Linked DNA regions of Homo sapiens: all the other regions are linked to region 1. A link is a loop called in an ENCODE intact Hi-C map of the cell type or tissue named here. Cell type or tissue: PC-3. All regions are shown on one strand. Links, peaks and the distances in the headings refer to the core of each region. The heading gives the core; the rest is flanking DNA.

Region 1 (10,159 bases), core at 4,782-7,281:
TGGCTATTATGGGTCTTTTGCCTTTTCATATAAACTTGAGAATCAGTTTGTGATATTCACAAAATAACCTCCTGGGATTCTGATTGGAATTACTTTGAATCTATAGATGAAGTTGGGAAGAACTGACATCTTAACAATATTAAATTTTTCCATCCATGAACATAAAATATCTCTCTATTTATTTAGTTCTTTGATTTCTTTCATCACAGTTTTGTAGTTTTTCTCATATAGATATTGTACATATTTATTAGATTTGTACCTAAATATTTCATTTGAGTGGTGTGCTAATATAAATAGTATTGTGGTTTTAATTTCAAATTCCCATTGTTCGTTGCTAGTATATAGAAAAGCAGTTGACTTTTGTACATTAATTTTGTATCCTTCAATCTTACCATAATTGCTTATTAGTAACAGGAGAGTTTTTTTGTCAATTGAAATTTTTCTACATCAACAGTCATGTCAGCTGCAAAGACAGTTTTCTTTTACCTTTTCCTTCACAATACGTATACTTTTAATTTCCTTTTCTTGTCTAATTTCATTAGCTGGGACTTTCAGTATGATGCTGAAAAGGATTGCTGAGTAGAGACATACTTGCCCTGTTCCTTATTTTAACAGGAAAGCTTCTAGTTTCTCACCATTAAGCATGGTGTTAGCTGTACGCTTTTGTAAATGTTCTTTTTCAAGTTGAGAAAGTTCCCCTCTATTCATAGTTTGCTGCTATACAATATGATTTTAATATAAAAAAAGCAGTACATAAAGTAGTGTGTACAATTTCATTCCGATTTTTGTGACAACTGTATTTTGCGTTGGAAAAAAGCCTGGAAGAGAATACGTTCATAATTGAAAGTCGTCATTTTTGGCTGGATAATGGATATTTTCTTCTCCACATACTTCTATCTTTTCTAAATTTGCCCCGATGAAAAATAATATTAGGAAAGGTGATTAGGTAGTCTGAAGAGAATGCCTTTCGGCCGTCGGGGGCAGTGGGGTGGTAAGGAAAAAGATGAGAAGCTTTTAAAATGGAAATCTATGAAGAGAGAACTGATTTCGTAATTGCATCATCAGTGGGAAAGTAAGCTCTCTGAGGACCAGGTCTGACTGAGAGATCCCCACAGCGTAATAGATAATACATTTTGTGTCTCAGCGTTGCCTATGAAACGCCATTTATTCACTTGGCATGCTGAGCATGGAACCAGGTTTCTTTCTTTCCAAGTAGTTTTGCTAATTTAGAGAAAGAGAGAGACAGACATATACATAGAGAGAGAGAGAGAGAGAGAGAGAGAGAGAGAGAGAGAGAGTGTGAGAGAGAGAGAGAAAAGTACTGAACTGGGAGCGGCAGGGTTTGAGTCAAAAGAGAAGGGTGGAGGAGCGCGTCCGGTGCCCCAAGGCTTCCAGGCGGAGCGCGGGCGCGAGGTGCGGGCTCCGGGGCGGAGCGCACGCCCGGGAGGCGGGAAGTGGGCAGCAGCGCCCCCGCCTGGCCCCTGTGCGCCCCGACCCGACGCCTCCCCGCCCGACCAGGTGCCTCGAGAGCGCACAGCTGGGAGGGCTCTCCCGGTCGCGGCGAGACTCACGCCTGCGGTGTGCTAGGGCGGCGGCGACGGTGACGGGCGTGGGGCGCGGCGCTGCCTCGGCTGCCGGGTCGTTGCGGCGAGCGCGCGGGCCGGCCTGGAGTCACCGGGCTGAACCGCCGCGCCTGCATCGTGCCGCACGCCGCGGAGGCGCTCGGGTACAGACCGCGCGGGCGCGCACAAAGCGGCCCGGGGCGGCCGGCGCGGCGCAGACCCTCGGTGGGCAGCGCACTCCAGTCTTCCCAGGCTAGCGGCTGCAGGGAGCTCCGGCCCGCGGCCCCTCCGCCTCAAGTCTGGGAGCTGCCGGTCCCACTCTGTCTTTGCCTATGGGGATTCGAGAGTTTCCCAGCGGCGCACCCAGGGGCAAGAGCATTGCCGTGTGAGTAGCGCCCCGGGCGTGGGTGAGCGAGCCGGCGGGCGGGAGGCCGGAGCGCCGGGGTAGCCCTTTGCAGCTGGGACACTGGGCAGTCTGAGGCTCGGGGAAGGGCGGCGCGCGCGGTGGAGCTGCTCGGGAAGTTTCAGTCATTCTTTCCCTCGCCACTCGCCCCAACCCGCACTGCCCCGAGACGCCCAGGATAGGGCACTGGGGACAGCTGCCCGGGGAAGTGGGTGAGTGGCGGCGGGAAGGGAGGAGCGCGGGCTCTGCCGCGGCGCTCGCCCCCGGAGGGCCCCGGCCGCGCTCTTGCTCTCGCCCTGGGATCTGCTCCTCACGAATCCCCTCCTCTCTGTCCATGCTCCCCCTGCCCACCCACCTGCCCGTGGCGCCTGCGACCGCAGTGGCATGAGGAGGTCACCGGACGTCAGCCCCCGGAGACTGTCCGACATCAGCCCCCAGCTCCGGCAGCTCAAGTACTTGGTGGTGGACGAGGCGATTAAGGAGGATCTGAAATGGTCGCGCTCCGTGGAGGATCTCACCAGCGGGCCGGTGGGGCTCACGTCCATCGAGGAGCGGATCCTGCGCATCACTGGCTACTATGGCTACCAGCCCTGGGCAGCGAGCTGCAAAAGTAAGACCCCCTCACGTCATGTTTCCCGTTCACTGGTCCATCTTCTTACCATTGTCACAGCAGCCTCGGGGAGCGCACGCAGTGAGGCGTCCAGCCACCCCCTCCCGCCCTGCCTGCTGATACAGACCCAGGTTTGCAACTTCGAGGAAGAGGCCCGGAGACGGAGTTCTCCTGGACCTCTGAGGCGTTCTGATGCGTTCTCTTACACCCCTTCCTCTCCCACACACAGGATCTCTCTGTATCCTTATCTCTCCACTGCCAAATACGGAGGACACTCCTATGTGGCAGACCGTGGGAAACAGATCAGAAACTCAAAGTATCCCGGACAGTGTGGCTTCCCCGCGGATCTGAAAGTCTCACAGGGCCCTCGGTCAGGTCTCACCAGGCTCAGATGGAGATGCTGACTTACATAGCCAGGATTTTAACTCTTCCTTGCATCTCCTAGCCCTGATGATAGAGGACAATTCTTGGGGTCTTCATTTTGGATGCCGTTCACGCCCTTCTCCCCTGGATTTTATCGGTCTTCAGTAAGGAGGTTCTATAGGGATCATTCTAGATAGTGGTGTTGGTCCCTGCAAGTTGAATGTTTGGTGTCAGGTGGAGAAGCTGAAATGTTTTTCTTTCCGTGGGTCCTAGCTAATGGCTTTGAGGATGCTGTGATCAATTAGACAGACATTATCTTATGTCACCAGGACTAATTTGGTGGACATTTCTTTTTCTCACTTTGCAAGAGAGAGGTTGATTATGATGAAATCCAGATATCTATAAATATAACCATAATTAGGTGGTCTCATCACTGTAGTTTGACATAAGAGATTGCCATTTGCCACCTCAGTCCGTATGAGAAATGGGCCTTGACGTCTTTCATTTGTAATAAAGACTAGATTAATAGCTTGTTGATTTTGAGTTTTTTTCGACCTTTTATTGCTTAAAATTGAAACATTATTTATTGGTCTTTAAGGGGAAAACGGGCGTTTGTAATTTAATCATATTCATCACTAAAAAAAAATGTCTATCTTTAGATTATTCCTAAAACCTGCGAGTCCAAGGCAAAGGTCAGTGGTATGCTAGCAGTTAGCTGGTTAGTTTAAAATTATTTGCAGGAAGAAACAGGATTTGAATGTTTTGTTTTCATGCAACTTGCTTTTAAAAGACTGTGTTTCATTGGGTATAAGCCTTTAAAAAAATTGTCTGTATCTCTTCCAATCTCTTGCCTCTGCTGCTAAAATTGTAGCTTATTACAAAAGGAAGACAAGGGGCCAAATTCTCTTTTTGGTTGAAAAACCCTGGGCATGGGATAACAAAAATTAAACCCCATTGGAAACCATATTTCTTATGGGCATGGATAGAACGCTCAAGTTTTACTTCTGCTTTCTAAATTTCTATTAGAAAATAGCAATTTTCTATTCTTATTTCCATTTTCTGCTTCCTTAATAACAAAAGACAGTGGTATAAATGACAGCCTTCATAAAGTCATCTCTTTGGTGCTTGAAGTCATAAAAAGGTTTTATCTTTATAAATCTATTTGTGACTGGCTGTATGTGCTTTGTGGAAGTTATCACCAAGGTTTGTGATTTGGGGGCTTGCCAGAGAGCTTACAGCAGTGATGACTGTTTGGTACAACATGTTTTGTAATTAAGACAAGAGAAGGGCCATGTGGAAATGGAGTCCCTTGCATCACTGGAGGTAATTCTTAAATGCCTCTCTCTGAGGCTTCACTGGAAGAGTAAATAGTAGCAGGGAAGGCTACAGTGATCATTGAAATATGAATAAAATCAGCTCATTCCACTCTCTCTATTCCTGTGAGGATTCTTCTTTATTCCAAGGTATTTCCTTGTTACTATAACGCTTTAGGTGACAACTGACATTTTGGTGAATTAATTAGGTGTAATGTTTAAATTTAGAGAAGGTAATGTTTTATTAATGTATTAATGCAGCAAAAGAGGTTGTCTTTTTGTTTTTTTTTTCTTTGTTTTTTGAGAGGGAGTCTCACTCTGTCACCCAGGCTGGAGTGTAGAGTGCAGTGGCATGATCTTGGCTCACTGCAACCTCCACCTCCTGAGTTCAAGTGATTCTCCTGCCTCAGCCTCCTGCGTAGCTGGGATTACAGGCGTGCGCCACCACATCCTGCTAATTTTTGTATTTTTAGTAGAGATGAGGTTTCACTATGTTGGCCAGGCTGGTCTTGAACTCCTGACCTCAGGTTATCCACCCACCTTGGCCTCCCAAAGTGCTGGGATTATAGGCGTGAGCCACCACGCCCGGCCCAGAAGAGGTTTTAAGGCAGAACTTTTGCTGTTTGCCATTTCTACTCAATTGATAATAATAAAGAGGCTTATCTATTACCTGTAGGTATCACCTAGTTGCTTTATTTGTTGGTTGGTAATTGTACTCTATAAATGGGGAGAGATGATGGTTACAAAAAAAACAAAACAAAGACAAAAAAAAAAAATTCTCATGATCTCCAGAGTGAGTTATGGAAGCTCCAAGCTATTATGTCACCTTTCAGTCATCTTTCAAAGTGATTTATCTGTGTCCTAACTGAAGGAGTTGCCAGTGAAAGTTTCTGGATGTAAGTCATTTGCCCTTGTAGCAGAAGAAACCATTTGAATGACCCAATATTCATTTGTATCCTCTTCATTTTTAGATTTTGTTTGGGTTGTTAAGATAAATGAGGTAATTGTGAACAGTACAGAAATTACCTTTGCTCAGTATTCTCAACTCAGTCATTTGGATTCGCAAGTTTCGCTCTAGACAAGAGAATTTTGTAAAGGATTCTTTTTTTTTTTTTTTTTTTTTTTTTGACAGAGTCTTATTCTGTCACCCAGGCTGGAGTGCAATGGTGCAATCTCGGCTCACTGCAACTTCCACCTCCCGGGTTCAAGCGATTCTCCTGCTTCAGCCTTCTGAGTAGCTGGGACTAGCACCACCATGCCTGGCTAATTTTTTGTATTTTTAGTAAAGATGGGGTTTCACCATGTTGGCCAGGCTGGTCTCGAACTCCTGATCTCATGATCTGCCCACCTCGGCCTCCCAAAGTGCTGGAATTACAGTCGTGAGCCACCGTGCCTGGCTTAAAATTTGCCCAGCTTCCCCAAATAATAGTATTTTTTTTTAGAAGGAGTTTTGCTCTGTCGCCCAGGCTAGAGTGCAGTGGCACAATCTCAGCTCACTGCAACCTCTGCCTCACAGGTTCAAGCGATTCTCCTACCTCAGCTTCCTCCTGAGTAGCTGGGACTACAGGCACCCACCACCATGCCCGGCTAATTTTTGTATTTTTAGTAGAGACAGGGTTTCACCATGTTGGTCAGGCTGGTCTCGAACTCCTGATCTTGTGATCTGCCCTCCTCGGCCTCCCAAAGTAATGGGATTACAGGCATGAGCCACCGCACCCAGCCTAGGATTCTTTTTTAAAAATCCCAAAGGCTCCTGGGTCTGAAAGGGATGGCTTTTGTGAAACATTCAACTGAGAATTAAACTGTAAACAAGGAAGTAAGAAGGGCCCAGTTCCTCTTCTCAGTGGCAAAAGTCCTCCAAGCTCCACATTCCATGTTTTTGAACCAAACCACTTGGCAGTATTCCTGGGAATTCTTCAAATTATCATCTGTTGAGTGGATCCAGGGCCCAGAAAGCACCTGGGCCACAGGAGGGACTCAATAAATATTTGTTGAATGAATGGATGGCTGCTGCACGAAATACTGACCTCTGGGACAGGGAGCTTTGAATATGCCTCTGTAGTGATTTGTATCATTTACCTCTTTATGCTGACTTCCTGTTATGTGGAATTGCTCTACTCTTTCCTAGTTCTTCCATCACAAGTGCTTCCTGAACCACAGACTGGACCAGAATTCTTGGTGATAAGCTTTGGTTTGGCCCAGGGTTTCTTGATCTCAGCACTATTAACCCTTTGTGCTGTATAAGTATTTGTTGTAGGGAGCTGTCATGTACATTGTAGGATGTTTAGCAGTATCTCTGACCTCTGCCTATTAGATGTCAGTAGCTTACCACCCTGCCCCCTAAGTTGTAGCAACTCAGTATCCCATGGGGGGCAGCCTTTAGTTGAGACCCACTCATTTAGGGTAACCCCCAAATTTATGCTGCAATAGAACTCTCTTCTGTTGCCCAGTAATGCTAAACAAGCAGGCCTACCTTACAAATTCCTGACCCTCTCCTTCCTCACCTTTCTTCCTGGACCACTTTTTAGGTTTTCAGGATGGCCAGATCGAGTAATCATCACCACTGGCAGTGCAAGTGTCTTCTGAAGATTTGAAAGAGCCTGTTCCTTCTGCAGCTGGCATGATTCCACAACCAATCATCATAAATTGACACCCTGTAGGAAGTGCTTTAGAATTCAGGAGACTCTGAACAGTTTCTTTTAATAACTTCCTTTTCTTTCCTACCTTTTGCCCCAGTAGAAGAGAAATGACTGATTAGAATATCTTCTGCTTCCTTTTCCTTTCTCATTTCTCTGGGATGGACACCAATTAGGGAGGAGATGGCTAGAGAAGGGATGAGGAGAATCAAAGACCAGGAAAAATCTGTATAGTAGACAGCCAGCCCCAGGCATCTGATAGGGTGGGACAGCTGGTGGCATTTCCATACAGGAATGATTGAAGGAACATATCTTGGAGTTTCCAGATAGAGGCTCTGCTGCAGGATGAAGGAACATCTGCGAATACTCCTTTATTTTCATTTATTCATTTAAAAAACCTTTTTTCAGCAGTCAGTGTATGTCAGAATAGAGAGAGAAGTGCTGGAAGAGGTGGCTCACTGTCCAGGTGTGCCTTCGTCTAGAAATACAGGTCAACACAAACCTGCATTAGAACACAGACATTCTAAGGGTGGGCAGGATGTTTCCCTTTCCGAAAGGTTTCCCTAAAGGATGTTTTCAAATATTGAACTCTTAAATCCTTTTCTGGGTAAAAAGTCCCCAAAACATTTTACGAATAGCTTTTTTGAAGGGGGTCATGCTTATTGCTTAACATGAAGTGCAATTATCATTTGAGTAGGTTTATACACTTTGTTGAACGTCAACTATTATTCACTACAGGTTCTGGTATGTTGAGATTTAAATGCTTTTTTCCAGAATGTGAATGGAATGAGTTTTAAGTCATTTGTAGAATGGAGAGAGGGTCAGTCTTAAAAGACCAACTGTCTCTAGCCCACTCCAGCCCGCTATTGGCAACGTGAACCTGGGACAGGAACATGCAGGTTAATGAACAAATCCCAGCTTATCTGGGTGGAGGTTTTCTAGTTCAAGCTGAAAAAATGTAGGGCACTGAATAACACACCTGGTGACAAGGAAATTGCATGTTTCAGGATTCTCCAGGTTTAAAAGTTGTAAAGGGTTTGTATGAGGTGAGGGGGAAGGGCTCATGGAAAGGCTGTCTTCCTAGCGTCCCTGTTAGTTCACCCTGAACTGTGAGTATATGTTGCTGGCGTAGATACCGGTGCTAAATGGAACAGTGACTTATAGTATCATTGAATTCATGGTGAGCAACTTCTGTCTGATCCTCCTAAAATAGTAAAGGTCAGGTCAGCAATTCAAAAATGACCCACTTGTAAGAGATGTATAATTTGGTTGTAAAAGTTTATTCTAGAATGGAGCTTGGCATATGAAATATGAGATGGAGAAGATTTTAAAAGAAAAGAGTTAGAGGGCTTGAGGGGGTGGTGAGTTGAGCATTAGAGCACAGCATTTTTTATTGGGTCAGAGAATTAATTTTATTCTTAAATATGCTAACAATTTAGTAAATAGTTTCTGAGTTTTGATGTAATGAAAATGCAGAACTATTATCTTTTAAGGAAACGAGGTGACCCCAGCTCACTTAGATCATTGCCATGGGGTTATAAACCCTTCGCATCTGCCATGGGGTTAGAAATCCCTCGTGCCTATTAATGTGCCTTTATTTTCATTTGTTCATTTAGCAAACTTTTAAAGCATTTACTATGTGCCAGAATACAGAGATAAGTGATGGGAGACACAGTCCTCACCCTAAAAGCTTTCCAACTAGAGCAGGTGAAATCTGAAGTACGCATATGGTGGTGATGGGGAAATGGCCTCACCTCCAGGGAAGTGAAGTCTTCCAGGCTTTAGGGAGACGTGGGCAAGGAGAGTTCTCCCTGCTCTTCAGAAGTCCCTCCTGGATCTCATTAAAAAGAGTCTAGTCTAGTCTAAAACTCTCCAGCTTTGAGCCTTGGTCCTTTCCTTAAGCAGCTGGAAACATTCAGGTTAGTTGCATTCAAACATAAATCCACATGCAAATGCACCATTGATGTTTGTTAAGCATTTTACTGTAAGCTGTTAGGGATGCTCTGGCCCTGCAGCCCTGAGGGGTGTCCACTTAGTTTTTTTAATGTCTGGAGGAGCAGAGGAAATAGAATTCACATCCCAGCTTCATAGCTATATGACAAGTTCACTGCTATGAGCCTCTAGTTTCGCCGTGCGCGGTGGCTCATGCCTGTAATCTCAATGCTTTGGGAGGCCAAGGCGGGTGAATCACGAGGTCAGGAGTTCAATACCAGCCTGGCCAAGATGGTGAAACCCCGTCTCTACTAAAAATACAAAAATTAGACCGGCATGGTGGTGGGCACCTGTAATCCCAGCTTCTCGGGAGGCTGAGGCAGAGAATTGCTTGAATCCGGGAGGCGGAGGTTGCAGTGAGCCGAGATCGTGCCACTGCACTCCATCCTGGGCGACAGAGTGAGACTCCATCACAAAAACAAACAAACAAAGAAACAAACAAACAAAAAAAACGAAAAGGAGATAATAGAACTACTTTCTAGGATTGTCGTGAAGATTAAATGAAATACAGTAGTCCCGCTTTATCGGAGGGAGAATGCATTCCAGGCCCCCCAGTGGATACTGTGGATAGTACTGAACCCAATATACACTATTTTTTCTTATATAGTAGTGAGCAGGTGGCGTAGACAGCGTGGATACGCTGGACAAAGGGATGATTCACATCCTGGGTGGGATGAAGTGGGAAGGTTCAAGATTTCATCATGCAACTCAAAATGGCACACAATTCAAAACTTGTGATATGTTTGTTTCTGGAATTTTCCTTTTAGTATTTTCAGACCATAGTTGACCAAGGATAACTGAAACCATGGGAAGCAAAACCATGGAAAAGGGAGGACTCTTCCAATGTCTGTACAGCTGGCATCTATTAATGCACCTTTATATCCATTTAGCAAATCTTTTGAGCATTTACTTTGTGCCAGAATGCAGAGATTAGTGATGGCAGACACAGTCCTTGCCCTAAAAGCTTACTTACTGGAGTAGGTAAAATCTGAAGTGTTTATATGGTGTGATAAAGATCAGTTTGCAGTGCCTGGGGAGCCCTTTCTCATATCAGTGAGTTCATTCTTCAGCTGGAGGAGTCATTCACAACAGAAATAGAGGGGAGGTTTGCATTCCAAGCAAAGGGACAACATATGCACGGGAATGTAGTCAGCTATTGCTAGACGGTAATTCCGCTTGATTAGAACATCATGGGGCAGGAGTGTCGTGTATGAAGTTGGACTTGTGAGCAGAAACAGACTACAGTACATTACAGTACCAGTCATCTGATGCCTGTCACC
Region 2 (10,159 bases), core at 3,643-6,142, 80 kb after region 1:
GAAGCCACGGGCAAAATTGCAAATCAATACGTGGAGGTTACACATTGGCTCTGGCCTGAAAGAGCGGAATGACTTGAAGTGAGGGCTTACAGGTCAGAGGTAGACTCAAAGATTTTCTGATTTGCAATCACTTAAGGAAGAGAAGCTTTGTTTACAAATTTGGGGTCAGTAGAAAAGAATGTTGTCTCTGGCTCGTGAGTGTGACTCCCTCCAGGACCCTCAGGAAGAAATTTAGAACAAAGAATGGCAGTCAGAGTTGCGTCCTCAGTTTCCCCTTAGCTGAGGTCTACAGGCCAGTGGATGTCTTTGGTGGGGGTCTAGGATTCTGAAGAGCAACCCAGGGACATATGTTAAGATGTTATCTTTAATTTCTATAAGAAAACCAAACATCCCATGATTCTAGCTTCCTTGGTTATTGTTTTAAGCTGCTATCATCTTCTTGTTCATCAAGTTGCTTATTTATTTCTCAGGACTAGCTAGGTGCCTGGAATTTCCTGTAAAGGAAATCAAGATTTTCCTTTATTTTCATGCAGGGGTTGGGGGGGTGCCCCTAAGAGGGGTCCCTGCTCCATCTCCAAGGTGTAAAATGTCATATAAAAGGCTGGTAATGATGCTGATGTTCTGGTGGTGAGGTCTGCTCAACGGCCCTTAAAGGACAGAAAGAATTCACTGTGAATTCATCAAAGTTTCTTTCCTAGAAAATCAGTGAGACCCCTCAGTGGCATATGTCGTCATATCTTCTGATTCCAGATGAGATTCTCCCTTCTGAAATAATAGCGTTTACCAAACAGCACACAGTAGAGTTTAAAGAGAAAAATTGAACAGAGCAAAACTTGTCATGTAGCTTCTGTTTGTGCTCCATGCAGAGTCTTTTTGTAGGATGGATTAAATATTGCATAAATTGTGCAGTCATTTCTGCTTTTATCTGATCTTATTTTTATTGAATCTATAGCTGAAGAATCTATCAACTGTTTCCAAATTTAGAGATATGGAAGACTGATTTAAATCTTTAATTTCTTAACATGTCATGTAAGTGTGCAGTAGTCTTGTGACCATTAAGAAAAAAATTCCACTTTGATTCTTGGAGCCGCTTGAGACCCACACAGTTCTTTCTCCATCTAATTCTAATTACAATCATTGGTACGTGATGTAAGTTAGTGAGAGTACATTTTCAGCACAGCCTTTCAGCAATCTGCCTTTCTTTAGACATTCTGGGGGTGCTTTATTGGAACGTTTTAAATGACCATGTTGGATAATTCTCTAAGCTAAAATCATCCACAAAAGTATAAGACAGAGAATACTGGAACCATAGCTGTCCACCAGTCTTTATGTGGGTGCAGACTTTGGGAAAGTTCCTGGTCCTGCCTGGAGAAACTTCCTGCAGAGGTTGATGAACTTTTAATCAAACAAACGTTCTTGTTGTAGCTTTTAAGTGTCTTCCTTTGTAGTATAACAGAGAGTTGAAGATTGAAGGCTCTGGGCCCAGGCTGTGTGGGTTAAAATTCTGCTTTTACTGCTTCCTAGCTGTGCACCCTTGAGCAACTTACTTAAGGTCTTTGGACCTTAGTACCCTGATCTTAAAAATGTGTATTATAACAATAGCACTTAGCTCATACAATTGCTGGGAAGAGAAAATGAGTTAAATCATGTAGAGTGCTTCAAACACAATATATATGCAGTAATGTTAGCTATTACTCTTACATTCTGCCCTTATTAGTCTGTTTTTGCATTTCTTTTAATTTTTATTTTTATAAAATAATACATGTATCTTTCTTTTAAAATTTTCAAATAATTCTTTGAGGATTTTAGGTTTTACCCAACTTCTCTCCACCCCAAGTTCCCACTTATGTGAGGCTGCCACATTCAACTCTCTTCTTCTTTTTTCTGCTTTCATAAATGTTTGTTCTGAATATTCTTCCAATTTTTAACATGGTGGTTTAGCTTCCAAATGTAGAAAATAAAGATTTATCTCTCATGATTTGTGCATCAACATCTAGACAGTTTATGAGCTTGGCTATAGCATATATGTATATGTATGTATTATATGTTGTTATATATTATATACTATTATAGCCAAGCTAATAAAATATACATATGTTTATGTGTATCTGTTTGAGGCATTTTGTATACTGTGAGTATATTTCTTCTCTTTAACTTTTTCCCTTGCAGTTCTTAATTGAATGATTTTAACATTTGCTTATTTTTGTATTTGTATCTTCCTAACTTAGCCCATACCCTTCAACAGATGAAAATCTCCCCTTGATGGGTTCAACCATCTAGATCATCTATTTCTTTCACTTTTTTATTTCTTTGCAGACATTCCTTTTGGAGTCTTCTGTTCTGCTGCAACATGGATTGATTACGTCCCAGGCTTTCTGGGATCTTCCTTCATCATCCTCCTGGAAATTTCCTTCAGTTCTTTTCTGTATTGGATCCTCTGTTTCCTCACCTCATTTTTTCTTTTTGTATGTGTGTTCTTTCTGATTTTATTGAGCCAAAACCTTCATTAGCAGCTTCAGAAATGATGCAAGAGGCTGGGAGCACTCATGCTTTTAATCCCAGCACTTTGAGAGGCTGAGGCAGGCGGATCACCTGAGGTCAGGAGTTTGAGACCAGCCTGGCCAACATGATAAAACCCCATCTCTACCAAAAATACAAAAAAAATTAGCCAGGCGTGGTGGCACATGCCTGTAATCTCAGCTACTCCAGAGGCTGAGGCACAAGAATCACTTGAGCTGGGAGACAGAGGTTGCAATGAGCCAAGATCGCACCACTGCACTCCAGCCTGGGAGACAGAGTGAGACTCCATCTCAAAAAGAAAGAAAAAGAAATGATGCAAGATTGCCACAAATTTGTGACCTTGTATGTTTGAAAATGCCTGTCTACTGCCCTTTTCTTGATTGAGATTTACTGAGTATGGAATTCTAAGTATCAATTTATTTCCTTTCTGGACTTTGAATGTACTTCTCCATTCTATTCTAGGTATATTGCAGTGTTGCTAAGGAGAAGTCTGAAGCTTTTTTGATTCCCCATCTTTTTATTTTGATCTATCTTTTCTCTTTGGAAGCTTTTAGTATATTGATTTTGCATCTGGTATTTTGACGTCTTACAATAATATGACTTGACCTTGTGACTTTTAAAATGATTTTTGCTGGCTATCTGGTGGAATCTCTCAGTCCAAAAGTTCACGTTTTCTCAGATTTGGGAATAATATTTATTTGCTCATTCATTCCCTCCCATTTTCCCTCTTCTCTCTCTCTGGACCACCTGTTACTCAGATGTTGGACTTCCTAGACTAATCTTTTAATCTTCTTATATTTGATCTCATATTTTCCAAATGTCTACCTTTTACAGAGATTTCTCCAAATTTATGTTTCAACCCTTCTATTTATTTCTTCCCTCCTGATACCATATTTTAATTTTAATGAGTTCTTTTATATTGTTATTTCAGTTTCTTCTCACTCCTCAAAGTCTTGAAGGTTAATAATTATAGCAATAGATTTTAAGTGGTCTTCTGCCTTCTTCATTGATTTTGTTTCTGTTTGCTTTTGTCTCAGTTTTATATGCTAGAATATTTCCTCTCATGTCTGTGATTTTTACTGTTCATTCATTTTTAAGCCAGAAATACACAAGGTCTATGTGGGAGCTCTGAGAACACGAGTGGTATTTATCAAGCAGTGAGCTTCATTTCAGGGTCACGGTCTAGGGATCAGATGGTTTCATTAAAAGACTCCAAAATATTAGTAACTGGAAATCTTTTCTCTTGTGTTTCTCCAGAAAGCAATCATCCAGGCTCTTGCTTAAAAGGTATGAAGCTGGTTGCTACTTTTTAGGGAAATGAATGGGGACAGAGGCTCACCACTGGATATGTAAACTTGAACTTAATTCCCTACTTTCAGTTGAGCCAATTGTATGTGGATATCCCAGAGCTCTTGCTTGTCTACACATATTCAGAATCTAACTGCTTCTGATACAGACTTGCTATCAGTTCCCCTATTGTCAACCCCACCTGTGCCTTTGCCTTCAGAAGTGCCTGGTGCTATTCGTGTCTGAGCTCTTTGAGGGTCCTGTGGCTCAAACATGCTTGCTTTCTGTCTTAATTCCCACCCTCCACATGCTCTTTCCATCCTCCACACAGGCACGCTTTCAGCTTCCTTTGGGTGTCCTAAGTAAGCTGCCATTTGTCCATCTGTTGCTTACTTCTAAAATTATATGGACTTCTCTGTCTCTTATAACTTTTTCTCCCATTTTCTCTGTTCTTGTGCAGTTTTGTCCTCGTTATCCTTTACTATCATTTAAGTGAGATTTCCAGAGAATTGTAAAACTTCTGCCAAGCCTTACCAGATGTTTCTCCTTAAGTTTCAAAAGAAGATTCCAACCCTACTCCTGCCCATTTGATTGTCAAAGCAGTGCAATAGAGTTGATTGAGAGGCAGCAGATCATGGTGGTGGAAAGCAAAGTTCTCCAAGAATGGACAGATGATCCACTGACATTAGAAAACTATTAAATTTCCATGTATATTTTAATCCAAAAATATAAAGAATTTAGATTCACACTGTTAATATTCTAATTTTTCATGTTTGATGCTGGATTGATCCATTTGTCAAGATGGTCACAGATTACACATAGTGCCCAGGACTTCCTGGTACCAGAGGAGTATAGGGAACTCCCTGACATAGCAAGCTGGACAGTGGGGCTGCACGCATTCTCTTTCAGAATGTTTAAATACATCACCCTTTGATAGTGCTCCAAGTTAGCTTGATCTGGCTAGTTTCATTACAACAATACTAAAATAATGCAATATTTACTAAGCTTTATAATGACAGAGAATTTCTATGAAAACTTTTTTGTTTCATAATGAAATTTTCTGTTTGTATTATAGCAAAATCCTCAGAAATGTTGACCTTAAGGATGTTATACATTTATGTTTTTCTTTTGCAAAAAGTCAAGCAATATAAGCTGTGGCCTTCTCTGTTACAACAGAGGCTGTCAGAATGTGGTACTAAGCAAATATTACACACAAAGAAACAAACAGATTCTATCCAATAAAGGGAAAGGTGATGTTTTCATGAGTGAGAAAATAACGTATTTTTAAAAGGAACTGGTGATTCATAGAGAACATTTTGAAACTACATGTTTTAAAATATTTCTAGTATTATATGAATATTTTCACTGAAAAAAATGCTACATGTTAAAACTCATACCTAAACTCTTTTTCAGAAATTAGAAACAAATTTTGTAACCAGTTTAAAGATATTCCTGAAATGAAGAGCTTTAGTAGGTTTTGAATCCATTCATGAAACATATATAAATATCTGACCTTCTGATTAGTTTGCACCTGAGTTCAAGAAAATTTGAAATTTACTAGCTGGGCTATCACAAAAATCTTTGACTAATTGGTGGATGAGATTGAAAAAAATGATTATCGTTATTTAATAAGAAACTCAGATATACATATTGCATTTTGATCCCCATGTCTTTGTATAGAATATTTTTTAGTCGTGAGTATCTGTGTCAAAGGAAACTTAAGTTACATTCAGATCTTTGGATCACTGTATCATAAACTAGCAAACCAAGGTTTTAAAAAATAATGATGTGTTATTCATAATATTAGTGATAGCAGAAGATTGTACTAGTAATAAAGAAAAAATTTAAATATTATTTTATTTCCTCTTTAGGTTTTTCATCCTTTAAAATATATGTTTTAGCGGTTTCACAATGGACATAATAGTATTTATTCATTAATACATAATTTACGTAAAAGTGACTCACATATACTAGAAGTGCATGCTCAAGTTTTATTTTAGTGTTTGGAGTGTATGAATTTAATAAAACACAAAGACTGAGTTTACAGCCAAGGATTTAGAGTAGACTGACCTTGATTCTAAGCTCAGCTTTGTTACTTATTAGCAATGTGAACATGGGAAAATTCACATCCAATTTTCTATTTTTTCCATTGTTTCTTTACTTAAATAATATTCAGGGGGTGGAAAAAATGGGACGAAGTTAGTCAAAGGGTACTCACTTTGAGTTGTAAAATCAGTAACTTCTAGAGACCTAATGTACAGCATGGTGACTGTACTTAATAGCAATGTATTGCATTCTTGGATTTTGCTAAGGGAGTAGATCTTAGGTATTCTCGCCATACACACACACACAAAGGTAACTCTGTGAGGTGATGGATATGTGAATTGACTTGATTGCAGTAATCATTTTACAATGTGTGCACATATCAAAACATTACATTGCATACCTTGAATACTCACATTTTAAAATGTGTCAATTACACATCCGTAAAGCTGAAAAAATACTCAAGCATCAAAAAATATATACAATATGTGTAAACTGTTTAATTAAATGCCTAGAAAATAGTAACTGCAAAATAATTGGCATCTGTTGTAAAGGTATGTATGAAATGATAATGAAGATTCTGTTGACAGTGATGATGGTGATGCAGCCTGCAAATCTGCCCTTATGTAATAGAAGGGAACATCTGTATTCCACATCCTTTCAGAAGTGAGCATTGTGAACTCTCCAAGGCCCCTCTTTTATTAAAATGATGTTCCTGGTAAATCTTCTAAAGAGAGACTGCAAATATGTGCAGTGAGTCCTGCTTTCCATCGCTGCAGTGGTGTCAGTAACTGTGCCCTTCTTCCTAAGGCTGGACCTCTGGCACAGCCCCAGCATCTTGCAGGTAGTACTCCAGAAAGCCACAGCTGTAGTGAGCAGAAGGGAGTGAAGACAGAAAGGGAAAGTGGGAGGGCAGCCTGTCTGGGCCCCTGTGGCAGCTTCCAAAAATCATCTCCCACAAATGCTTACCCTCTGTGCTGTAGATGCTTCCCAAATACACTTTGTGATTTGAATGTTCTTGAAACGCCCGTGCCTTGCCTAATGCTCCCTTTGCTCTTCATGTTGGGAATACTTAGCTCATCAGATCCTGCAAACTAACTTCCATGGAAGAAAAAAAAAGAAAAAGAAAAGAAAAATAAAGAAAAAAGAAAAAAAACTAGAGGGTACAATTACCTGGCTGCTGATTCAGACTTAGAGAGTGTTCAATTCCTCCTTTGTTCTTGGATTACTCTCTCCTGTCCAAAAGCGATGAACTTTGCCAGCTCATTGGGCCCCTTGTGCTATAGTGTTAAGGAAAACTTACCCTAATTTGTTTTTTACTTATGACCACTACAAGTATTTTAGCTAATTAGTGTCTCTTTTTTGTTCTGGCTACCAGGAAGCTCAACAACTAACATAGTCTGTATTTTGCAACTTCAAAGGTACCTTTCATGCATTTAGAGGACTAAGTTTTGCCTCCAGCTACTTTTCATCATCATCATCAGCATCATCATTATTTTGCCTGTTTATTTAATTTTATATTATTACCTGCATATTACATATTTTTATGAAATACCCCAAAATCAAGTTGAATAAAACAAAATGAAAACATAAGCCTGTGAATTTTCCTAACACAAAGAAAAAGAACTTCTCTTGAAATATTTAATGGATAATTGCTCAAGCCTCCATTGCATTGATAAGAAATGGGAACATTGTGGCGAGTAAATGCAGGAATTTGTAAGGTCAGTTGGAGAATAGAAGCAGACACCCAACCCACACGATGGTGAGCAACCTTCCAATCCCAGACGGCCGTGGTGCTCTCTGGACAAGAATGTGAGAGGGTGGGATTGGTGGGCAAAGGGCAGGAGGGACACCCCCTCTGTTCATTTATTTTGAGATCTGTTTGCCCCATCACACTAAATAAATACAATAAGTGAATGCTATTTTATCTGGTAAAGGAACCCATCTGTCTTAGTCCATTTCTGTGTTGGTATTAAGAACACCTCAAGCTGGGTAACTTATAAAGAGGTTTATGTAGCTCATAATCTTGCAGGCAGGGAAGTTCAAGAGCGTGGCCCTGACTTTTGGCAAGGCCTTTCTTGCTGCATCACATCATCTCAGAGAAGGTCGACGGGGAAGTGGACACATGTCAAGGGTGGAAATATTGAGGGGTGTCCTGGCTCTGTAACAACCCACTCTCTTAGGAACTAATCTGTTCCCATGAGAACTAATGCAGTCTTGCAAAAGAGAGAACTCACTCACTACCTCGAGAATAGCACCAAACCATTCATGAGGGGTCTGTCCTATGACCCAAACACTTTTCACTAAGCCCAGTTCTCAATGCCATCACACTGGGGATCAAATTTCAACATGAGTTTTGGTGAGACAAACACACTATATCCAAACCATAGCACCATTGTTAACAATCCAAATATACAATGATTCTTACAAGAGTTCATCTCGATGGGGAATGTAGCAGGGACAGGGATTATTACAAGAGCATCTTAGAAAAGAGAGGGCATCTGGAGTGAGATGTGAAGCAAAGGAGAGAAAACAGAAATGGAAAGTGGGAGGGCAGCCTGTCTGAAAGGGAAAGTGGGAGGGCAGCCTGTCTGGGCCCCTGTGGCAGCTCCCAAAAATCATCTCCCACAAATGCTTACCCTCTGTGCTGTAGATGCTTCCCAAATACACTTTGTCATTTGAATGTACTTGAAATGCCCGTGCCTTGCCTAATGCTCCCTTTGCTCTTCATGTTGCTCTTCAAACTGACTTCCATGGAAGAAAAAAAAATCCAGAGGGTACAATTAGCTGTCCACCGTGCCCGGCTAATTTTATATTTTTAGTAGAGACGGGGTTTCACCATGTTAGCCAGGCTGGTCTCGAACTCCTGACCTCAAGTGATCCACCCAACTCAGCCTCCCAAAGTACTGGGATTACAGATGTGAGCCACCGTGACTGGACCAAACATTTTTACTGAGCTCTCAGTGAGCATGAGATGGTCAGTTTTGCTGGGCTGGTGGTCCAGGGAAGTAGAACTCACCCTTGGAAGAGAAAGCGATATGCTGAATGGGAAGATCTAACTTCCTTAACCTCGTGAGAAACTTGCTTGGAAGCCCCAGCTCACTAGCTAAAACTCACAGCTTTCTTTATGATAGATTCATCAAAATTCTCTTTTAAATCTGAAGGGCATCATATAATAAATTTTTCTCATACAACTAGCCTTTCTTAGGTAATCAAAGACCTTCAGTGCTAAGGGCCCATTGAGGGGCTCTCTGCTCTAATACCCTCATTTTACAGCTGAGGAAGCAGAGATCCAGGCCATTAAACGATGCATCTAAGATCACACGGATCTTAGGGGCAGAGTCGAGCCCAGAGCTGGCCTTTTGAAGTCTAGTTCAGTCACTATTCTCAACAACACCTGACCTCCTGAAATCTCGGATCCTGGACCTGAGTCAGCATAGAGTTCATCTGCACTGGTGACTCTGTATCTGTTCTCAGCTCAGCTAATACCTGGGGAACGATTAATGGCTCTTCTCAAAACCATGGTCCCTAATTGTACCTCTCAGGAAGTACAGATGACTCAGCTGCCCAACCTGCCGCATGCTCAAATGAATCAGAGTGAGGTGTTTTGAGCAGTTTCATTGTGTGAAAAGACTGTCAGTTGCCTGGTTACCAGAGTGAAAAATATAAAGTAATTGTGCTTCTCTATAGCCATGGGGGAAAGGTATTTAATTGTCACCGTGCAATCTGAGAATTAGAGTCAAAGGCCAAGTTCCTGACAGATAGATTTGAAACATTTGTTACTTTCTGCAGCTTTGTCTTGCCGTGTTATTGGCATAGGTCATGCAGAGACAGGCCAGTGGAGAAGAGAGTAGCAATTATATTAATGATAGATAGATAAAATCGTATGAGCCCTTACTATGGACTAGGTAGGATCTGAGTACATGATCTTTGAAACTTTATAAGAAGTTTTTGAGATAGGTGCTCTTATTATGCCCATTTTACAGATGAGGAAACTGAGGATGAGAAAGGTTATCCAAAATGGCAGACCTCATAAGAGTGCATAGGGTAGGAATTTATACTCAGGTTGCTACAACTCAAGAGTGCAGCTCCTAACTACAACCCTATTCAGCTTCTCTGTAAATGTCAGAGTGTGGTGTGTATCAGCCAATCCTCCTGTAGGAACACCGGCCTGTTTTCTAAATGCTGGATACTGGTTAAGTTGTGAATCAAAGCAGAGGCAGTCTGCCTTGTTCCTTCTTGACTTTCATTGGAAGAGCCTGCTCAGCCCAAGGGAGTTAATGAGGCTTCCCTACCCTTCTTTCTCCTT
Region 3 (10,159 bases), core at 2,933-5,432, 200 kb after region 1:
GTTTGAGACCAGCCTGGCCAACATGGTGAAACCCCGTCTCTACTAAAAATACAAAATTAGCTGGGCGTGGTGGCGGGCACCTGTAGTCCCAGCTACTCTGGAGGCTGAGGCAGGAGAATGGCGTGAACCGGGGAGGCAAAGCTTGCAGTCAGCCGAGATCGTGCCACTGCACTCTGGCCTGGGCGACAATGTGAGACTCCGTTAAAAAAAAAAAAAAAAAACCTTTGGGCTCCAACCCTCTTTGAGTAGGAAGAAGGCCTTGAGAGATTGTGCTTCAGTTCCCACGAAAAGGAATATTCTCCAATTCTCTTTCTGATTTGTCCAAGGAGGATAACTGGGGAAAGAAGGACCTCCCAGAGAATGGAGTCAATGATCAAGATGAACAATTGACTGGGGAAGCTGCTCCCAAGAAGTGAGACTAGGACCTCATCAAAGAAGACCTTCTGTCCCCAGGGCAGGGGCTCTCCATGTATCTGCTTAGTGGGACTTCAGAATCCCTATGGGTCAATAGGTGTTCTGTATATCCAGTTGTTTCTCTTTCAGATGGGGCTTTGTTGCAGATATCCTATTCCTATCCAGCAGGTATTCACCATTGCATATTGGGTTTGAGGAGTGGCTGGTAAGGGACAGCCTCCAAAGAAAGAGGAGCCATGTCTGCACCTCTTGCAAGATCCTACTAGGCACCACTCAGAGACTCTTGGACTTTGAGCTGGACAGTAACTGAATGGAATCATTGGGTTGTCTCTTTTCCAAAGGAAATGAAAGTACTCTGTATATAGGAAGAGAAGAGAATATTTGTCATCAGAAAGGCAAACTGATTGTATTGATGTTCACAAAGCTCAGTTTCCCTCCCTGGAGGAGTATTGTCCTTCCCTGCCCCATTGCTATCGGGACTGGACAAGAGATTTACCCAGCTAATAAAACGTAAATGGAGATGAGGCATGTTACTTCTGGGTAGAAGCTATAGAGCCAGCTCGTAGCTGATCCTGTTCCCTTTTCCCTCAACTACAATATCAGCCACGTTCCAGTTAGAGATGTTCTATTATTCCGGATGTCAGAGCAAAGAAACTGTAGGGCAGAGCTGCAGCCAACCCACAGCAGACATGCCCTGTGAGTGTGAGACAAGCCTTTGTTCTTGTGAGCCACTGAAATTTATGACTACGGTTTATTATGGCTTATTCTGAAGGACATACTCCCGAAATTTGTTTGGGTGGCATTGTTCCCAGTCCAAGGTAGTTCACCATGATTGGTCTATGCCAATGCTGGCAATCCCATTCTTCTTTGCCAGCTATTGGTCTAGAGTGGTCATGTGGCCCAGTTCTGGGCAACAAGCCAAGGGTAAGTGTCTGCTGGGGACTTCTGGGAAGGATTTCTTCCATGATAAAAGAAAGAAAGAGCAATACAAAAGAAGCTCCTTTACCCTTCTGTCTTAGTCTGCTCAGGCTGCCATGAGAAAAGATCACAGGCTAGGTGGTTTAAACAACACACCTTTATGTCTTCACAATTCTGGAGGCTGGAAGACCAAGATCAGGGTGCCAGCAGGTTTGCCTTCTGGTGAGGCCTCTCTCTTTGGACTGCAGACAGCACCTCCTTGCTGTATCCTCACATGGCGTTTCCTCCATGCACACACAGAGCCAGCTCTAGTGTCTTCCTCTTTTTATAAGAACACTAGTGCTATTAGATAGGGCCCCATCTCAGTGACCTCACTTAATCTTAACCACCTTTTTAAAGGCCCTTTCTTCAAACACATTCACATTGAGGGTTAAGGCTTCAATATATGAATTGTGGGGAGGGAGAGACAATTCAGTCCATAGCACCTGCCCCTTTACTTTCTCCTTGAAATGTTGTCATTTGAAGATACAATGTATGGAGCTATTGCAACCAACAGGGTTCCATGAGGGGGAACTTTGCTGAGACACAGAGGACGGCCAAGTGGCAGAATGAAGAACATTGGTCTTTGATAACAATAAGGATCCACCAAACCAACCCTGGAGCTACCATCCTCCATCCTTCTTGTCATTTATAAAATTGTTTAAGTCACTTTTTAATCATCTCCATTGGCAATATTAACACAATAATGTTATGTAACAACCAAACTCAAAATCTCAGTGTCTTACAACAACAAAAACATTCTCTAGTATGTGGGTCTGCAGGTTGGGAGGTCTCTACTGAGCCGAGCTGAGCACCTCTGCATCAGGCCACAGTCACCTGGGCAGGGCTCTAGGCTATGGTTTAGGCTTCAGGTGGTGCCACTTGCCTCCCAAATTCCTGGGACCAAGAGCTACCCACCCTGGGCTTGTTCTTATGACAAAGCAAGTCAATGGCCAAACAACCATTTTAATGGGTTGGAAAAGTATACTCCACCTGCAGTGGGGAAGGTATTGCAAAGTTAAGTGACAAAAGGTGTGGCTGTATAATCCCATAACAGGGGAGTGAAGAATTGGCACCAGTAATTTAATCTACCATTTCAGCTATTATGTTAAGCAATAGACTTTAATTTCTTCATGATTCTGGAGGCTGGAAGTCCAAGATCAAGGTGCCAGCAGGGTTGCTATTACCGGGGAGTAAAGAATTGGCACCAGTAATTTAATCTACCACTTCAGCTATTATAGTACCTACAGTGGAGAGCATCATGACTAGTTCACTATCATGTGTATGACTACTAGATGAAGCACCCTAAAGCAGAAAGGACACAGACCTTCTATTTACATAGAGCTCCTGGCTCTATTTACCCAGCTCCTGGCATTTCTAACTAAATGGCTTCAGTCCATTTATCTACATTCTCTGAGCCTTGGTTTCCTCAGCTATAAAAGAAGTTTTACAAATCAAATGAGAAAGCATTAAAAGACAGCTCGCAGAGGCCCTGGTACACAGGAGGTAAACAATAAATCTGTTTGCCTTCCATTCTTTTATTAATGGAAGCACTCAAAGTACACTTTATAGAAAAACATGGTTAGACTGACTGAGCAACTCCCTTTGTTTTCCCTCTATGTATTATTTGGAAAACCTGACTTGCTTACTTGGGCACTAGCCTCACAGAACTATTAGCAGTCAGCTATGTCTGTAATTCTTTATTTGTCTTCCAAGTATGAATGACGGGTAATGATAAGCATAAGCCCCCTAAGGAAAAAAAAGCACTGCTTAAGTGCTAGCATTTACTGAAACAAGCCACAGAAATGGCTGTTATTCCCAATCTTCCATTAAAAATATAGTGACCAACCTTGTGCAACATAGCGATACCCTGTTTCAAATGGAAGTGAGATATATATATAAAAGATATATATATTTATATATATAAAAGATATATATATTTATATATATAAAAGATATATATATTTATATATATAAAAGATATATATTATTTATATATAAAGATATATATTTATATATATAAAAGATATATATTATTTATATATATAAAAGATATATATTTATATATATGATATATATTATTTATATATATAAAAGATATATATTTATATATATGATATATATTATTTATATATAAAAGATATATATAAAAGATATATATTATTTATATATATAAAAGATATATATATAAAAGATATATATTATTTATATATATAAATGATATATATTATTTATATATAAAAGATATATATTATTTATATATAAAAGATATATATTATTTATATATATAAAAGATATACATATAAAAGATATATATTTATATATAAAAGATATATATATTTATATATAAAAGATACATATATTTATATATATAAAAGATATATATATTTTTATATATAAAATATATATTATATATATAAAAGATATATATAAATATATATATCTTTTATATATAAAAGATATATATAAATATATATATCTTTTATATATAAAAGATATATATATTTATATATATATAAAAGATATATATATATCTTTTTTGATTTCTTTAAATATGTTTCTCTCATAGCCCAGGTATAAATCTCCACAAGCAATTGCTATAGCCATTACCAGATGTCTGGACACAGTCGTTCTGATCATTTATGGACTTTATTTCAGGTGGCAAGTGGCCTCAGAGTGTCTCCTGCTCTGGAAGTGTTTGAAATGCCTGCCACCAATCTCAGGGAGTGGAGTATTCTACTTGTGAAAGTCATTCTGCTCTGACCATCCTGATAGGCAGCCCCACACACTGAGGCGTTTTGTTTTGCAGAAGGAGAGCTGCTGTGAGCAGTCTTCTTTATGTGTGCATTGTTTGCAGTAAGAGTGAGTCAAGCCACCAGTGGGTGGAGGCCAGGCTCAAGAAATTTTCACATTGCCTAGAGGCTTGTGAAAGAAAGTAACACTCCCTGCTAAAGATTTCTTTCTTCATAGTTTTAGGGCAGGAAGGAATTTTAGAGAAAGGCTAGGAACACGGAGGCCATTTCTAGAATTTTTGCTTTAGAGCCTAGCCTGTAGGTTAAATGTGTGTCAAGTGAAGATGAGAGTCTCAAAGAAGAGGCACATGAAAGAAGGTGGAAGCAGATGCATCCTAAAGCCATAGGCAGCTCATCTCCTCATGGTTGGAGGGAGGAAACCCCAGAGAACCCACCTTGAATGTTTTTAGGAGTCTCCCTTTCCATCTCATCACTGTTTCTCTGTGCGGTTGACTTCCTTCTTACACATTGACTCCTCCACATGGTTGCTAGCACCTTTATTTATCTATAATATGTATGTCCTCATTCATTCTTCAATTCAGTGAACACTTAGGGAGGGACTACTGTGTGCTAGGACTGTTCTAGGCAACAGGATGCAAAAGTGAGCTCGTACTGTCTGATCTCAAAGATGGTAGGGAGAGGGGGAGGACAAAGAGGTGACGGCCACTGGAAGGAGTGGACCATGCTCTGGGTGTTCCAGAGAGGGCGCAGTGGATGCCACCTGGGCTCTGAAGTCAGGAGGATCTGGCCCACAGTAATAGGGATACTTTCTTAGAGAAGGAGGCATTTGAGCTGGGCTTTGAAGATGGGTGTGGCGAGATGCCATGGCCAGGGGCACAGCTGCCAGAAAATGTAGCACCTGTTTAGAGAACAGCAACTAGCTCTGGTTGGCAGGGCTATGGTATGACTAGGAAAGTGAAGGACGGAAAGTGAAGGATAGTATGACTAGGAAAGTGAAGGATGGAAAGCGAAGGACAGGTAAGATGGGCCCAGAAGCGCAAAGACCCTGGAGCTCAAGCTAGAGAATTGAGAAGGTGGAGAAAAGGGAAGGTTTCTGATCAGAGGAAAGGTAGACTGCTCCAGCATCAGTTTGTAGGTTGAATACGGAGGAGGAAGATCACTTCAGATCCTATATTCCTTGCAAGAGCTCTTGGATGCCTGGATAAGAGTTAGTGGTTGTGGAAATAAAAAAAGGGGATGACACTTAGAGACATTTTCAAGGTGAATTTCCTAGAATGTGTCAATTGATGGAAGATGGCAATGACACTCACACCGGTTCTCAAATCAGCCGACAGGAGGCACTAACTGGAATGGCAGAGCCAGGAAGGGATGGTGTCCTGCGGCAGAGGCCATTAAGATTTTGGTTCAGGATAATGTGTGTGGTTTTAGCACAGTGTCTTATACACAGTAGGTGTTCAATAAACATTTGCTGAATGAGTGGACAGATGGATAAAATTGTGTTTTAAATACATATACAATTAATGCATGAAGAAAACCATACAATACAGCCAATCTTTTTAGTAAGCAAAAGAATGCAAAACACAATAACCATATTCCATTTTTTGGACAAATAACACAATTAGAATTACAGTGCTAGCCAGGATGCTATGGAAGACAGTTTCATCCACAGCTGATGGGAATGTAAATTTGGAAGGGTTTTTAGCCAGATAGATCTTATACCCTCAGACACAATAATTCACTTCTAGCAACTGGTCTTGAGAAAATAATACAAACTACAGAAAAATCTTTTGCTATAAAATGACAAAAATTTTAAACACTCCAAATAGGATGTCAAGTAAGTCTGTTAAGGTGGATCCACATTATGGAATTGTGTAGCCCCATAAAACAAAATTTTAAAAGATGAGAAGACTCTTATTTTTGTAATTATGTGAAAAATCTAGTATAAGCTTTATTAAGTTCATAGTGGCTATCTCTAGACGGTGAGATTTTAGAACATTGTTATAGGAAATGGGAAACAGAAAAGTTTAAGATGAGAAATAAGGTAAACATTTGTTTTATAATCAGAGGAAAGAAATCCATTGGATTTTCTTGTAAGAGAGTGAATTTAATTTTTAATTATTTAATTAAAAAAATAAAATTTTAATTTAGTTTTCTTGTAAGAGAGTGAATTAATTTAATCTAGCTCCTGATCTGTGTTCATGTGGACTTGTTTGACTTTGCTGGTGAAAAGGCCCCTGTATTTTTTGTTTTGTTTTGTTTTATGAGACGGAGTTTCGCTCTTTTTGCCCAGGCTGGAGTGTAATGGCGCAATCTCAGCTCACTGCAACCTCCACCTCCCAGGTCCAAGCGATTCTCCTGCCTCAGCCTCCTGAGTAGCTGGGATTACAAGTGTGCACCACCATGCCTGGCTAATTTTCATATTTTCAGTAGAGACGGGGGTCTCACCATGCTGGCCAGGCTGGTCTCGAACTCCTGACCTCAGGTCATCCGCCCGCCTCGGCTTCCCAAAGTGCTCGGATTACAGGCGTGAGCCGCTGCGCCCGGTTGTCCTCTGTGCTTTCTGAAGACTCCGTGCTGAAGAGCCAGCAGCACAGTGGCCACATCGTGTGACCCATGCTCCCTCTGCTGACTCCAGCCAGCAGTGACGATCCAGTCCCAAGCTGCTGGGTACCACATTCCAGGCCAACAGGAAGAGCTTCCCCAGGACAGCGGCCTCAGAGCTCAGGCCTGGAGAAAGCTGAGAATTATGCTAAGGAAAGAAAAGAAGACTTTTTTAAAAATAGGAGAAACAATGAGATGGGGCTTTCAGAACACAGCAAGATGTTTAGGGTGAGGTTGGCCTTGTCCTTCTGTATCCTGTGTAGTCCCCATCAGGATCCTGGGGGAGACAAGCGCCTGAGAATAGCTCATCCTCCGAGTGGAGCAGCCTGAGATAAATGCAGGCCATGCTTTCGGCAGAACCTCAGATCTTTCTCATCCTTGCCATGGCTGTGCTGGTTAATTCAGTGCTTAGACCAGGTGCAGTGGCTCATGCCTGTAAACCCAGCACTTTGGGAGGCAGTGGCAGGAGGATCACTTGAGCCCAGGAGTTCAAGACTAGCCTGGGCAGTGAGACTTCGTCTTTACAAAAAAATAAAAATAAAAAAGAAAATAAAGGAGCCAGGCATGGTGGTGCATGCCTGTGACCCCAGCTGCTCAGGAGGCTGAGGTAGGAGGATTCCTTGAGCCTGGGAGTAGTTCGAGGCTGCAGTGAGCCAGGATCACACCACTGCACTCCAGCATGGGTGATGGAATGAGAACCTGTCACAAACAAAACAAAAAAATCTGTGCTTAGACACATACTTTCCCTATAACAATGCACAGAACACCTTGCTGTCCTTTTCTCTCATGTGACTCATATCAGAGTTTATCTTCTACCCCGTATTTCCAAAAGTAATCCCAAATAGTTATTGTCTTGTATTGTGTTTGGAAATTTTACCCAATCTTTTGTGAAGTTTATAATTCACACTCTTTTTTTTTTTTTTTTTGAGACAGAGTCTCACTCTGTCACCCAGGCTGGAGTGCAGTGCCGCTATCTCGGCTCGCTGCAAGCTCCGCCTCCTGGGTTCACCCCATTCTCCTTCCTCAGCCTCCAGAGTAGCTGGGACTACAGGCGTCCGCCACCATGCCCAGCTAATTTTTTTTTTTTTTTTTTTTTTTTTTTGCATTTTTAGTAGAGACAGGGTTTCACCTGTTAGCCAGGAAGGTCTCGATCTCCTGACCTCATGATCCACCCTCCTCGGCCTCCCAAAGTGCTGGGATTACAGGCGTGAGCCACCGTGCCCGGCCTATAATTCACATTCTTAATGACCGGTTTCAGAAATAACTTTTACTTGAGGCTGGGCATGGTGGCATATGCCTGTAGTCCCAGCTACTCAGGAGGCTGAGGTGAAAAGATCGCTCAAGCCCAGTAGTTTGAGACCAATGAGCCCAGGAGTTCGAGACCAGCCTGGGCAAAAGAGCAAAACCTCATCCCCATTTTAAAAAAAGAAGAAGAAAAAGAAAAGAAAGAAAAGAAATAACTATTAATATATGTGCTGTGCTTAAAGTTTCTGACATAATCAAAGCACTCTTATGAGCCCCTGATAATTTCCACATTTGTCCTCTCCGTCCAACCACAGACTAAATTGCCATAATCATCAAAGTAAGCCCTTGGCCTTAGACCTGGGACATAAAAGAATCAGGATGGAGCCAGGAGAAACCTGGCAGTTGTCTGGAGATCCCTTAAGCATTTGTTTTTTGTTTGCATTCCAGGAAAACTGTTTCATAAAGTAAGCTCTGAACATACTCACTACAGGCTAATACTTATTTTCTCTTGATTTATGAGAAATTTAAAGAAGCTAGAGGAGGAAGAAGCTGCTAAATGTAAATGTAATGTTGGAAGGTATAATTGGGATTTAAGATATTAAATTGTTTAATTATAGGCTGCCCTAAAATGAAGTCTTTCTTGTGTTCATAGACTTTAGTTCATGACCATTAAGATTTCGGTGACATGTAGGCAAGCATGGTGGCTCACGCCTGTAATCCCAGCACTTTGGGAGGATGAGATGGGCAGATCACCTGAGATCAGGAGTTCAAGACCAGCCTGACCAACATGATGAAACCCGTCTCCACTAAAAATACAAAAATTAGCCAGGCATGATGGCATGCGTCTGTAATCCCAGCTACTCGGGAGGCTGAGGCAGGAGAATTGCTTGAACCCGGGAGGTGGAGGTTGCAGCAAGCCGAGATCGTGCCATTGCACTCCAGCCTGGGCAGCAAGAGCAGAACGCCATCTCCAAAATAAAAAAATAAGAAAAGGTTTTGGTGACACGTAAGAGATTTCTCAGCAAAGTGCAAAGACTCGGATACAAGTGTTCTCTTGCCTCCCTTATGCAATGTGTGCTGGTAAGAGTTTAACAATCGGCTCTCCAGGAGGAGACTGGGGCAAGAGGGACCCTGATTTGCAGCATTTGCCAGTTCCGCAGGGTAAGTGCTCCCACTATGGCTGGTTTCAAACTACCAGTGTGACATCACAGACTGTGTTTGGAAGGAGATACACACGATAGTCTTATGAGCCAGTATGAGTTGGCTCCAGCACACCACTGCATGCCATTAATAGATTTCTGCTGTTCTTTGGAAATTTATATCATGGTATTTATTGCTGATGAGAAGATAATGAGTTTTTGCTTAAGTTTGGGAAAGGAAAACAAATTTGAAAAATGTGCACTGAAATTGTTATGAAAAGCTCCTAATTCTTGAGTTTTTGTTGTTATTGCTGTTTTTAAAAGATTGCTTGTTTGGTCCTTCAAATGTGAGTAAAGGAAAGAAGATAAAACTACATTTCCAATATGGCTGATTTGTTTTTAATTATAAACTGACATATTTATGAAAGGTTCTATTTTAATGGAGTACTATTAGTTTGAAGGGAGAATTGCAGAATACCGTGAGATAGTTAAGGGATTTGTGAATCAAGACTAATCTGTTTTTGCTATTCTCCACTTGTGTTCATGTACACTTAACTTTGAAAAGAATGTCTTTGTTTGCTGAGAATTGAGATTTAATTCTTTTAATGTGTTTTTAAGAGTAATTTTAGCTCAGAAGAAGAAATTTTAAACCTAGGAAAATTTTAGGTTGGAATGAGGAGGGATTTCCCTTTCTTGGACATTTGGGGAAGAGTTGGAAAGAGGCGTTTTTCATTGTGCAGACACAAGATGGCGCTAAAGGAGTATAATTTAAGCATGGCTTCCTTTATTTCAAAACAGTATTTGGAAACGGGTCATCTTGAGATGCGGCGTGCATTTGAGATGCGGCGTGCATTTTGCCACATGTTGGTGGGTTTTTTGTTTGTTTGTTGTGGCTGTCATTGTTTATAAAGAGACAGCTTTAAAGGGGACCGGGTATTGAGTTGATATTAAAATATGGTAGAAAGGTATCCATATGGTCTATAAAATAAAACGGGTCAATATGATGAGGTCTTCTGGCTCTGCCTCTAGTGTTTTGGGTTTCTGTTCCTC

Evidence for each region. A loop is a pair of places that touch in the nucleus more often than their neighbours do. Peaks named below come from ENCODE experiments on the same cell type or tissue, not always from the same donor. Only the 100,000 strongest peaks of a DNase experiment are listed, where the experiment ranks them.
Region 2: a loop joins it to region 1, with 5 times the contacts of the local background. A loop is called at or near these places in 6 of 110 quality-filtered maps.
Region 3: a loop joins it to region 1, with 8 times the contacts of the local background. A loop is called at or near these places in 2 of 110 quality-filtered maps.

The regions. Positions count from the first base shown.
Region 1 is chr1:233,903,184-233,913,342 of GRCh38, forward strand. It overlaps SLC35F3 (solute carrier family 35 member F3), which reads left to right and starts at 1,493. Exons shown (of 8, transcript NM_173508.4): 1 at 1,493-1,947; 2 at 2,346-2,575. The coding sequence starts at 1,895. In PC-3, for the core only: no CTCF peak of the experiment used is centred there; a DNase peak (open chromatin) is centred at 6,178; H3K4me3 peaks cover 505 bases; H3K27ac peaks cover 2,500 bases.
Region 2 is chr1:233,984,477-233,994,635 of GRCh38, forward strand. All of the region lies in intron 2 of SLC35F3 (solute carrier family 35 member F3), which reads left to right. Among named protein-coding and RNA genes, the nearest start is that of SLC35F3, 85 kb to the left of the region's middle. In PC-3, for the core only: no CTCF peak of the experiment used is centred there; a DNase peak (open chromatin) is centred at 5,005; H3K4me3 peaks cover 886 bases; H3K27ac peaks cover 2,500 bases.
Region 3 is chr1:234,104,923-234,115,081 of GRCh38, forward strand. The region is part of intron 2 of SLC35F3 (solute carrier family 35 member F3); the gene reads left to right. Among named protein-coding and RNA genes, the nearest start is that of SLC35F3-AS1, 160 kb to the right of the region's middle. In PC-3, for the core only: no CTCF peak of the experiment used is centred there; a DNase peak (open chromatin) is centred at 4,189; H3K27ac peaks cover 1,587 bases.